Linked DNA regions of Homo sapiens: all the other regions are linked to region 4. The links are chromatin contacts, found by Hi-C or POLR2A ChIA-PET in ENCODE. All regions are on one chromosome and are shown on one strand. The core of a region is the stretch at or near the end of the contact, and the rest is flanking DNA. Distances in the headings are between cores, read along the strand shown.

Evidence for each region. Hi-C counts contacts between places; a loop is a spot of excess contacts on that map. ChIA-PET counts read pairs that join two places held with the same protein, here RNA polymerase II (POLR2A). Pooled maps may share reads with other maps.
Region 1: a pooled map shows a loop between it and region 4 (31-fold over the local background). The contact joins two enhancer-like sites. A Hi-C loop is called at or near these places in 3 of 37 single-sample maps with no recorded cell type and 4 of 50 pooled maps.
Region 2: a loop to region 4 is called in a pooled map, with 16 times the contacts of the local background. The contact joins two enhancer-like sites. A Hi-C loop is called at or near these places in 6 of 37 single-sample maps with no recorded cell type and 4 of 50 pooled maps. POLR2A ChIA-PET finds 5 or more read pairs at or near these places in 2 of 52 experiments (GM12878 and common myeloid progenitor, CD34-positive).
Region 3: a loop to region 4 is called in a pooled map, with 15 times the contacts of the local background. The contact joins two enhancer-like sites. A Hi-C loop is called at or near these places in 10 of 37 single-sample maps with no recorded cell type and 7 of 50 pooled maps.

What each region holds. Positions count from the first base shown.
Region 1 is chr7:98,313,273-98,316,083 of GRCh38, forward strand. BAIAP2L1 (BAR/IMD domain containing adaptor protein 2 like 1) reads right to left here. Exons shown (of 14, transcript NM_018842.5): 7 at 2,188-2,340. It also overlaps a transcript of BRI3 not described here. Among named protein-coding and RNA genes, the nearest start is that of BRI3, 33 kb to the left of the region's middle. Within about 2 kb of position 1,344, at least 2 of the 41 ENCODE cell types and tissues checked have a DNase peak (open chromatin) inside an H3K27ac peak, as active enhancers do.
Region 2 is chr7:98,130,763-98,133,462 of GRCh38, forward strand. All of the region lies in intron 1 of LMTK2 (lemur tyrosine kinase 2), which reads left to right. Among named protein-coding and RNA genes, the nearest start is that of LMTK2, 25 kb to the left of the region's middle. RefSeq lists enhancers at 1,629-2,129, 2,689-2,700. Within about 2 kb of position 1,314, at least 18 of the 41 ENCODE cell types and tissues checked have a DNase peak (open chromatin) inside an H3K27ac peak, as active enhancers do.
Region 3 is chr7:98,201,979-98,204,785 of GRCh38, forward strand. It overlaps LMTK2 (lemur tyrosine kinase 2), which reads left to right. Exons shown (of 14, transcript NM_014916.4): 12 at 1,596-1,728; 13 at 1,966-2,208. Among named protein-coding and RNA genes, the nearest start is that of BHLHA15, 8.1 kb to the right of the region's middle. RefSeq lists an enhancer at 1,615-1,794. Within about 2 kb of position 1,278, at least 4 of the 41 ENCODE cell types and tissues checked have a DNase peak (open chromatin) inside an H3K27ac peak, as active enhancers do.
Region 4 is chr7:98,640,846-98,643,688 of GRCh38, forward strand. No RefSeq gene overlaps it. Among named protein-coding and RNA genes, the nearest start is that of NPTX2, 25 kb to the left of the region's middle. RefSeq lists an enhancer at 2,464-2,523. Within about 2 kb of position 1,371, at least 2 of the 41 ENCODE cell types and tissues checked have a DNase peak (open chromatin) inside an H3K27ac peak, as active enhancers do.

The DNA of each region.
Region 1 (2,811 bases), core at 94-2,593, 330 kb before region 4:
TTCAGATACTCGAAGAAACTTCCAGCATAGAAACGAGCAGATTTGGTCTGCGTCACTCTAGAAAGCATTACTGGGACCGATGGTTAAGTCTAAGAAAGACTCTGCTGATAACTGGAGCTCCCTGAAAAGGTGCTAGGCTGCCTCATGACACGGTGGGGATATCACGCAGGAAGAGAACCTCAAGGTCACCTCTGTCCTCTCCAGCCTGCGACCCTGGTGCCACAGGATGCCCTCACTCTGGGAAGAGAAGATTCTAAAGTGAACTCTACATTCCCGAAACTAGTACAGACATGCTGTTGACAAAAGTGATCACCTAATACAGCAACTATTTCCTTTGCTGTAACCATTTTCTTCTGCTTTTTTGAGAGAGGATTTTGGCTCTGTCACCCAGGCTGGAGTGCACTGGCACAATCACAGCTCACTGCAACCTCGAACTCCTGGGCTCAAACAATCCTTCCACCTCAGCCTCCTGAGTAGCTGGGGCCACAGATGCACATCACCACAACTGGCTAATTAAAACTTTTTTTTTTTTTTTTTGGTAGAGATAGGGTCTCGCTATGCTGCCCAGGCTGGTCTGGAACTCCTGGGCTCAAGTGATCCTCCTGCCTTGGGCTCCCAAAGGGCTGGGATTATAGGCATGAGCCACTGTGCCTGGCCTGCTGTACTAATTTTAAATCTTATTTAGGGAGCTGAATACTCCTTTTTCTTCCTTTTTTTTTTTTTTTTTTTTTGAGACAGAGTCTTGCTCTGTTGCCCAGGCTGAAGTGCAGTGGTGTGATCTGGGCTCACTGCAACCTCAGCCTCCTGGGTTCAAACAATTCTCCTGCCTCAGCCTCCTGAGTAGCTGGGATTACAGGTGCTCACCACATGTGATTAATTTTTGTATTTTTAGTAGAGACAGGGTTTCACCATGTTGGCCAGGCTGGTCTCAAACTCCTGACCTCAAGTGATTCACCCACTTTGGTCTCCCAAAGTGCTGGGATTACAGGCGTGAGCCACCATGCGCAGTCCTGAATATTCCTTAAAGTTGTAAAAAGTTTATAGAAAATACAACATTTGCATACATACAAGGCCAAAGTATTTTTCCTTTAAAACAAAGACAAAGCTGACTTATATTCAAGCTCTTGCAAAGCTTCTCCTATATTGGAACACTCTCTAACTTTACTATGAACAACAATGAATTTCTGACCTCAACCAGTGCTAGTTTTGGATGTTTACAAAGGCCCAACAGAGTTCATAATTTAAAACAAAGGAAAGGAAATGTGACATGTGTTGCATCATGATTCCTGGGGGTTCGAACCTCACAGCTGTGTGTGTTGGAAGGAGGGTGATGAGGTCATTCAGTTGAATAAACCAGGAACCAATACCACCAAGAGGAATGAACGCATCACTGAGCCCAGCTGTCCTGATGCGCGTGAATGGGGGCCCGTGGGCTGGGGCAGAGCTGCCCGTGACCCCCGGACACGGACCCATGAAGGGAGCATCTCAAATCGCCCAGGTGGGGTAGACCTGGGCCCGCTGGGACTCACCAGCAGCCATGGTGAAGACACTGATGCTGAGGACACATCAGAAAGGGCCTGGGGAAAGCTGACTCGCAGGTGAGAAGAGCAAACATGTGCTATTTTTCAATGATGAAGCATTATTTTATGAAGGACTTTAAATATGGATGTATTATTAATTTATTAAACATTATACATGGACGTTTGACCATTTCAGCTGTATTTCTATAAGTTTATATGTTCAAGTTGGCCAAACACAGTTTCTCTGGAATCTTTTCATTGGCAAAATGGCCCACTGCTTTATATTGGGCATGTGTGGAAGGTGAGTGGCGTGCATGTGTGTATATCTCTGTACGTATGGACTGATTGAGACAGGGTCCCGCTCTGTTGCTCAGGTTGGAGTGCAGTGGCACAATCATGGCTCACTGCAGCCTCAACTTCCCAGGCTGAAGGGATCCTCCCACCTCAGCCTCCTGAGTAGCTGGGACTACAGGCACATGCTACCATGCCTGGCTAGTTTTTTTTTTATTATTTTTTATAGAGACAGAGTTTTGCCATGTTGCCCAGGCCCACCTCAGCCTCCCAAAGTGCTGGGATTACAGGCGTGGGCCACGGCCCAGCCTTCTGGGGCATTTAAATATGAAATAAAGTTATTAATACGCTCAAGGCAATTTGCCACCACACCCACCTGTAAGTGATAATAATGTATGTGGTTTGCAAAGCCACAGTGCTTATCAACCAGAAAGCAGAAGCGCCTCTTCTCTTCAAGCAGAGCCTCTTTGCAACCATCTGCAATGAATTTCTGGATTTCACTCTGACGAGAAGTAACGGTCTCCACATACTAAAAAAAAAAAAATAATAATAATAATAATTATATAAGCATGACATGAGCATCAGATAGCGTGCAGCCTGACGTTTATCTTCTGCCATCTTTACACCTGCTTTATTTGAATAATAGAGTAAATACATGAGAGGAAAGAATGCTGTAACCTGACCTAAGTAGATACCATCGTTCTCCTTGAGGTCCCTGACTCGTGTGCAGAGAGAAGTTGCCCAAGGGCTTGACATTCCCACGGGGCAATTTGCACAAATATTACTTTGTACTTCAGAGATATGATCGTGTCCTACTGGAAAGCACCACGGGCTTTGGAACCAGAAAGTTCCAGGTTCAAACCCAGTTCCAAATGCCAACAATAGGTGATATGCTTTGGCTGTGTCCCCACCCAAATCTCATCTTGAATTGTAGCTCCCGTAATTCCTATGTGTTTGGGGAGGGACCTGGTGGGAGGTAATTGAATCATGGGGGCAGGTC
Region 2 (2,700 bases), core at 64-2,563, 510 kb before region 4:
AGCCCTCAGAAGGAGCCCATCCTGCTGCCACCTTGATCTTGGACTTGGAGCTTCCAAAACTAGAGAATAAATTTTGGTTATTTGAGTCACCCAGTTTGTGATACTTGATTATGACAGCCCTAGCACGTTAATGGCCATATCAAGAGTAGGCAAGAATATGGATTATAAATTATGATATCTGCTTTCTTCCATTTAAACTTTTAAATTCATTTAATAAATGAAAGCTTCAAGCATGCAAGACATAGATACTGTAATGAATTCCCACACAGCTTCCACCCAGCCTGAATTAGCTGCAGCCCATCTTTCTTCATGCTGCCCCCGTCCACTTTCTCCACGCCCTCGTGCTGTTTGGAAGCAAATTCCAGACATCATTAAGTAGGTCACTATCTCCAAAAGATAAGGACTACATTTAAAAACAAGCACATGACCATTATCACTCCAAGGAGAAATGAATTACATTTTCTTAATATGGTCAGTTAGTGTTCAGATTTCCAATAGCCTGAAATGTCATAGTTTTTAAAATAGGTTGAATCATGATTCAAATAACATCCATATGTTGGAATTGGTGGGTAGGTCGTTTAAGTCTTTTAATGTTTGCCACTCTCCCTCTCTTCATCTCTTTCTTTTTTACATTTTCCTAGGCTTTTCTCCCCAAGTGTTTTTCACAGCCTGTGTTTTGCTGATTACATTCTTGTGGTGGTATTTCACATGTCTCGCTATTCATAATGTTTCCTATACATTGACATTTGGATCTAGGTGGTTGATTAGATTCAGGTTTGATATTGTTTTTGTTTGCTTGTTTTGGGCAGTACTGTTGCATAGGTGGTGATGTGTTTTTCTGTCAGGAGATAATGTCTGTCTTTCTGTGTTATCAGCTATTGATATAAATTTCATGTGTCATAAAATGTTATTTTGGATTAAAAATACGATTTAAAAACGTGAATTCTTAATTATTCTTAGCTTTCAGGCCATACCAAAACAAAAACTGTGGGCAGGATTTCACCCAGTGGCCACAGTTTCCTGATCCCTATTACCCGAAGAGAGCAGCTGCTTAGACCACAGGGGTACCAAAGTTCAATGTTACAAAACTGTGATACATTGTTTTCTAAGGTAGTTGTGACACCAGCAGTGAATAAGCAGCTCTACTTCCTGAACCGAGGTCTTTACATTAGCAGTTCACTTTAAAAGAAACCAGGGCTCTTTGGGGAAATGATTGATAGGAGGTTTGAAACAGAAACTATAAAAGATGAGCCTGGAACAACCCAGGGAACAAGAACTCCACCCAGGCCTGCCGGGACCCTGTGGGAGGGCTTGGGAGCAAACCGCTTTAGAGGCCCTGCTTGCCAAAGACAGGACAATGGGAGTGTCAATCAGAACAACCACAACGGATGGAAGCCTGTGGGTGCTTTAAATCCATTAGCTCATGATGATACCACAAAACAGTGACAGCAGCTCTCTGAACTGGTCACTGCCAGAGGATGCTAGTGAACCAACTTTTTTTTTTTTGAGACGGAGTCTCACTCTGTCGCCCAGGCTGGAGTGCAGTGGCGCAATTTTGGCTCACTGCAACCTCTGCCTCCTGGGTTCAAGCAATTCCCCTGCCTCAGCCTCCCGAGTAGCTGGGACCACAGGCGCGCGGCACCACGCCTGGCTAATTTTTTGTATTTTAGTAGAGACGGGATTTCACCATGTTGGTCAGGATGGTCTCAATCTCCTGACCTTGCGGTCCCCCGACCTTGGCCTCCCAAAGTGCTGAGATTACAGGCGTGAGCCACCGCACCCAACCACCAACTCATTTTTTAAAAACTGGCAAAGAGAAAGATTGAAGTATCTAGTCTGCCTTTTCCTTATGACTTGAACCACTGGGTAACCAAATAGTAAATGTGAGGAAATTTCTCTTTATAAAAGCATATCCACTAGTGACTGAACAAGGAATGACAACATTAGGATATCCAGCATTTTGTAATCCCTAATGGATCTAAATATTGATCATCATTTCTTTTTATCTGTGGCCTTTAATTTTTTTTTTAATTGAATCCCAAAATGGCTTCACAGACAACTCTTTAGTTAATTACATATGGGTCCAGTTTCATCTGAGGTTCTAGAGATCGTGAATCAGATAATTGGGCTGGAGTTATAATGGTTGAATTAATAGGTGGTATTCCTGGCTTACCTTGAGTCATTACTGAGAAATTGCATTCTCCAAATTACCTGTCTCTAAAACAGATAATATGTACCTACCTCTTAGAGTTTCTCAAGTTTTCTGCTTATTGAATCAAGTTCTAGGTAGCTATTAAAATGCTTTGAAAACTATTAAATGAAAACTCACAGAATGTGCTGTAGACATGCCGGGTGTTTTTTAATCAGTGTCTTGGGGAAAGCATACGTATTCCGCCAGACCTCATGTGGTGCTTGCTCTCAATTTGTGATGGGAAAAGCTGCCTAAATGTATGGTGATGCCTGTTCTTGATGTTGTTTGGTAGATGACTGGCTCGACGTATGCCCTTCTCAGTGCTGTAGGCTGCATGTTAAAGCTGCCTTTCTTTATCAGGTTCTAACAGCTGCAGTCAGGAACTGTGTCAGGGACTGGTTTCTAGTTTGACCACGGCGGTATAGGGATTTTATTTGTGGTTCCTCAAGTCTAGAATTTACTTCCTCTCTGTGGTTTCTGCAAACCCATCTCACCTTCCAGCCTATGTT
Region 3 (2,807 bases), core at 28-2,527, 440 kb before region 4:
ATTTAAGAAGTTTTCAGGCATTCTTTTCTTCTAGTACTTTTTCTGCCCCACGCCCTGTCTCCTCTCTTCCTGGGACTCCAGGGTTAGACCCTGTGTATTCTCTCATAGGTTCTGAGGCTCTGGTCCTTTCTTCCTCCAGGTTTTTTTTTTCTTGCTCTTGTTTGGATTGGGTGATTTCTGTTGCTCTGTCTTCAAGGTCCCTGATGATTTCCTTCGTCATCTCCATTATGCTGTTGAGCCCATCCATTGAATTGCTAGATTTTGGTTATTATACTTTTCTTTTCTGAGTTTTGCTTTTTGTCATTCTTCTTATCATCTGTTCCTTTGCTAAGATTTTCCCTATTTCTGTTCATGGTAAGAGTGTTTCCCCTTAGTTGTAGGAGCATTTTTATAATAGTCCTTTTTCAGATAATTCCAACATCTGTGGTACGGTGACACTGGCACCTGTTGATTGTCTTTTCCCAGGTAAATTGAGGTGTTCCTGGTTTTTGTATGTGAAGTAATTTTAGCTTTTGGATCCTCCTATCATGTTAGGCAGTCTGTGCCATGTGTAAATGCTGTGAATCATGTTGATACTTTTACCTTAGCAGGCCTTGACCCGGTGGGTGCAGGCCACAAGCTCCAAGCAGCCTTCTGTGGGTTGTGGTTTCAGTGTCAGCTCCCAGTTCCCCTTTCAAAGCCTTCGCTGTGCTGTTTGAACCTGCCCCACGTGTGTGCCCCGCACCCCACCCCGGTCTCCCCTGAGGTTCATTTTCAAAGCTTGGGTGTGTTCAGAGTCAGATCTACCACACACAGCCCAGGAGCCCCCCAGCAACTTCATCGGGTCACCTTTTTGAGCTCCTCCCTCTTCTGTGATGTCCCTGATACTTGCAGTTCTTTGGGCCTCTGCTTTCTGGTCCCCTAGCTAGAAAGTTGAGGCTTTAGTTACACGATGTGCCATACTTCCTGCAATCGCACGCGCATCTGGAGCCAAGCAGTGGGAGGACAGAAGGGAAAAAAACTCAGCGAGGGTCCCCTCCCGCTCGTGATCACAGTCCTCCAGTGGAGAGGAGGCTTCATGGCCCTCAGGATTATAGGCAGCTGTTGCCCCAGGATTGCTTGAGACTGGAGAGCAAGAGAACAGAGAAAAGAAGAAAGCTGGAATTCCCCCTTCTCTTTCTGAGCATCAGAAGACCCCCTTCCTGCTCCGAAGCCAGAACCAAGGGCTTCTCCTGGAGCACTGTGTCCAGGGCAGTGCCCACTTTGGATTCCGGGCTGACCTGAGTCCAGGCGGGGGATTGTGGAGGAGAAGCCGACACACTTGTTGCTGGTGGGTGGCACCTTGAGCACTGCCGCTCGTGCCCGCCTGCCTGCTGCTCTGCGCTTCTCTGCAGCCTCAGAGGGCTGCTTCATGCCTCTGCCGAGGTCAGAGCTGCAGGCAGAGGGAGAGACAGGGCCTAGTGTCTGTCCGTCCTCCCAGGCCTGGAGCCGCCCTTGTCTTGAGACGCTTACTTCTCAGTCGATGAGTCTGATGCGCCTGCCAGTGGGGAAGCGGTCACACGGGGGGTTCCCGTGAGCAGGCCTTTGCTGACAGGAGTTTCTGTTTGACTTTTCAGGAGACCCCAACCAAAGAGCTGGGGCCCTGTGGAGGAGAGGCGTGCGGCCCGGACCTGAGCGGCCCAGCCCCAGCCTCAGGCTCTCCCTACCTGAGCAGGTGCATCAACTCCGAAAGCTCCACCGACGAAGAAGGTATTTCACGTCATTGTCTAGTTTTAAAGGAAACTGAAAAATTGAGTAATGTAAAGGTTTTTTGAGGGTAACTTCCCATGTTGCTTTAATGACGCCCCCTGACATGGGCACAGAACTGCCATCTGCCAGCCGGGCCGGGCTGTGTCTTCCGACCTGCAGGGCGCACCTGCCCAGAGGCTCCCCCTCTCCCTCATCACGCAGTGATAAAAAGGGTGGGGTTTTATTTTTTATTTCTAGGTGGTGGCTTTGAGTGGGATGATGACTTCTCCCCAGATCCTTTTATGTCAAAGACAACAAGTAACCTGCTCAGCTCCAAGCCTTCTCTCCAAACATCCAAGTACTTTTCTCCGCCGCCACCGGCCCGGAGCACGGAGCAGAGCTGGCCGCACTCGGCGCCTTACTCCCGGTTCTCCATCTCTCCCGCCAACATTGCCAGCTTTTCCCTCACACACCTGACCGACTCGGACATCGAGCAGGGCGGTGAGAGGCGCTGCGTGCTGGGGATTGGGAGTGCAGGGTCGGGGGTGGGGCGCTGCAGCTGGGAGATGGTGGTTTTGCAGGCCTGATAATCTCATGTCTTCTTCACATTTGCTGAGTAGATTACAAACTTGTTTTTATAAAACTCCCATCATCAGCTGGGTGCAGTGACTCCTGCCTGTAATCCCAGCTACTCAGGAGGCTGAGGTGGGAGGATCAGTTGAGCCTGGGAGTGTGAGACCAGCCTGGGCAACATAGTGAGACCCCATCTCTAAAAAAAATAAAAACTAAAAAATTAGCTGGATGTGGTGGTGTGCACCTGCACTTCAGCTACTCAGGAGGCTGAGGTGGGAGGAATGCTTGAGCCCAGGAGTTCAAGGCTACAGTGACCTATGATTGTGCCACTGCCCTCCAGCATGGGTGACAGAGCAAGACCCTGCCTCTAAAATAAATAAATAAAACTGCCAGCATCCTGAGTGTGCTCTCGGGGCCATGCCCCCTGCCTGTTGTGGTCACTCTCAGGCTCGTTACCGGCCACCCTGTGGGGCCAGGCTGAGGCAGAGGGGCTCTGGGTCCCAGGAACGCCCAGGCTGCGCGCCATC
Region 4 (2,843 bases), core at 121-2,620:
TTTTTATTTATTTTGGCCAGACACTGTGGCTCACACCTGTAATCCCAGCACTCTAGGAGGCCGAGACAAGTGGATCACCTGAGGCCAGGAGTTCAAGACCAGCCTGGCCAGCATGGTGAAACCCCATCTCTATTAAAAATACAAAAATTAGTCAGGCTTGGTGGTGCACACCTGTAATCCCAGCTACTCAGGAGGCGGAGGCAGGAGGATCACTGGAACCCAGGAGGTGAAGGTTGCAGTGAGTCAAGATTGCACCACTGCACTCCAGCCTTGGTGACAGAGTGAGACTCCCTCTTAAAAAAAAATTATTTATTTTTATTTTTTATAGAGACAGTGTCTCACTTTGCTGCCCAGGCTTGCTTCAAACTCCTAGCCTCAAGCGATCCTCCGGCCTCAGCCTCCCAGTGCGCTGAGATTACAGCTGTGAGCCACTGTGCCTGGCCTGGAATTCACTTTAGCCACACACCTCTGAAAACACAGGCCAGTTTGCTATTCCCCTTTCGCAGATGAGGAAACTGAGGCTCTGGTAAAAGAAAGGACTTGTCTAAGTTCACATGAATAATTAGGTCAAGGGAGGCCCACCTGAGGTCTGGTCCTGGACATGATGTCCTGGGGACATATTTTATGCAGAGACCTGGGGGAAACAGTGCTTAAGACGGGGCATGGGACCTCCCAACACCCCCACAGACAAACTCTCCACCCAGGCACAGGATAGTAGAAAAGTTGTTACTGGAGGCATCTGAGTGCCCCCTGGGAACCTAGGGATAGCCCCCCAGCCATCTGCAGGTGCCCAGGGGTGAGCCATGCTCCTGCTTCCCTCGCTGTCTCCCTCCCTCCCTGCTCTTTCTCTTTCAGCAAATATTTGTTGTTGCTGTTGTGAGCCGCTGCCATGGTTACAGGCATCCCCAGAGCTGAGGGTCCAAGTTGGACTTGAAACCTCTTTAAAAGTCAAGACCACAGGAAACAGCTGCTTCTTAAAACCCCGGTCCTGCAGGTGACCACATCTCATCACCCCAGGCTGTAGGCTCTGTGCCAGCTGAGGGTTTGGGGAAGTGGAAGGGGAATCTTCAGGTTTTCACCAGGCCCAGCAGCCCTGGAGTTGGGGGACAGCCTGAGACCACAAAGACCAGCCTTGGGCAGACACCTCAGCATTCCTCCCTGCCCTGAAGAGGTGCCACTCCTGCACAGCAGGGCACCAGCCTCCAATAAACCCAGGTGACTGAATTCCCGCAGGGCGCCCCTCCTCACCAGCTGTGCGACCCTGAGTGAGTCGTGGTGGTCTGACGTGTTTGCTCATCTGTGAAATCAGGGCGATGAACCCTTGTGGGCTTATTTTGAGGAGTTAAGCCTTCCAAGCTTAGGTCACGCTTGCTGAGTAGGGCGGTATGGTTGCCGACGGATGGAAAGCCCAGAGGTCTGATGTGGCACCAGCTCCAACAGATGCAAACCCTCAAGTTTGCATTTCTCTGCACAACTTCCTCTTTGGGTGATTGTGAGCTGCTGTTTTCTGCTTGGACCAGGGAGAACAATAGTCTTACACAGCAGAGACTTCTCCTGAGGACTGAAGGAGCTGACTGTATTAGCTATTGGTTGCTACGTAACGAATGACTCCAAAACTTACCAGCTGAAGACAACAAATGTTTAATATCTCACTGTTTCTGTGGGTCAGGAGTCCAGGAGTGGCCTTGCTGGGTAGTTCTGGCTCAGGGGTCTTTCATAAAGTCACAATCAAAATGTTGGCCAGGACCAGGAGCATTGGCTCATGCCTGTAATCCCAGCACTTTGGGAGACCGAGGCAGGTGGATCATTTGAGGTCAGGAGTTTGAGACCAGCCTGGCCAACATGGTGAAAACCCATCTCTAAAAAAAAAAAAAAAAATACAAAAATAAACTAGGCATGGTGGGGCATGCCTGTAGTCCCAGATACCCGGGAGGCTGAGGCATGAGAATTGCTTGAACCTGGGAGGCAGAGGATGCGGTGAGCCAAGATTGTGCCACTGCACTCCAGGCTGAGTGACAGAGTGAGACTCCACTTCAAAAAAAAAAAAAAAAAAAATAGTTGGCCAGGGCTGCAGTCCTGAAGACTGGACTGGGTGGGAGGAGCCCTTTCCATGATGGCTTCTGCGCATGGCTGTTGGCAGGAGGCCTCAGTTCCTCACAACGTGGGCCTCTCCAAAGGGTTGCTCACGGCAGTGCGTGGTAGCTCACGCCTGTAATCCCAACACTTTAGGAGGCTGAGGTGAGAGGATCGCTTGAGCTTAGGAGGTCCAGACCAGCCTGGGCAACACAGGGAGACCCCATCTCTACAAAAAGTAAAAAATTATCTAGGCATGGTGGAGCACCTATGGTCCCAGCTATTCAGGAGGCTGAAGTAGGAGGATCGCTTGAGCCCAGAGGTTGAGGCTGCAGTGAGCCATGATTGCACCACTGCACTCCAGCCTGGGCTGCAGAGAAAGACCCTGTCTCTAAAAAAAAAAAAAAAAAAAAAAAAACACAAAGGGCTGCTCATGACAGGGCAGCTGGCTTCCCAGGGTGAGCAATCTGAGAAAGCGTAATGTGGTTTATGACCTAGCCTTTGAAGACATGCCCTCACTTCTACTGTCTTGTACTGGTCACACAGACTAACCTTATTACAATATATGAGAGGCTGTGAATACCAGGTGGCAGAGATGGCTGGGGCCATCTCTGGCCCCCAGTTCCTGCTGTGAGTTTGGCTATCATGGCAAGGAAGGGACTCCCCCAGGGCCCAGCATGCAGCATATACTCAGCGTATGGGAGATGACACAGTTATTCTACAGTACACAACCCCAGAACCTAGAATGCCTCAGGGTTGGAGAAGGAAAT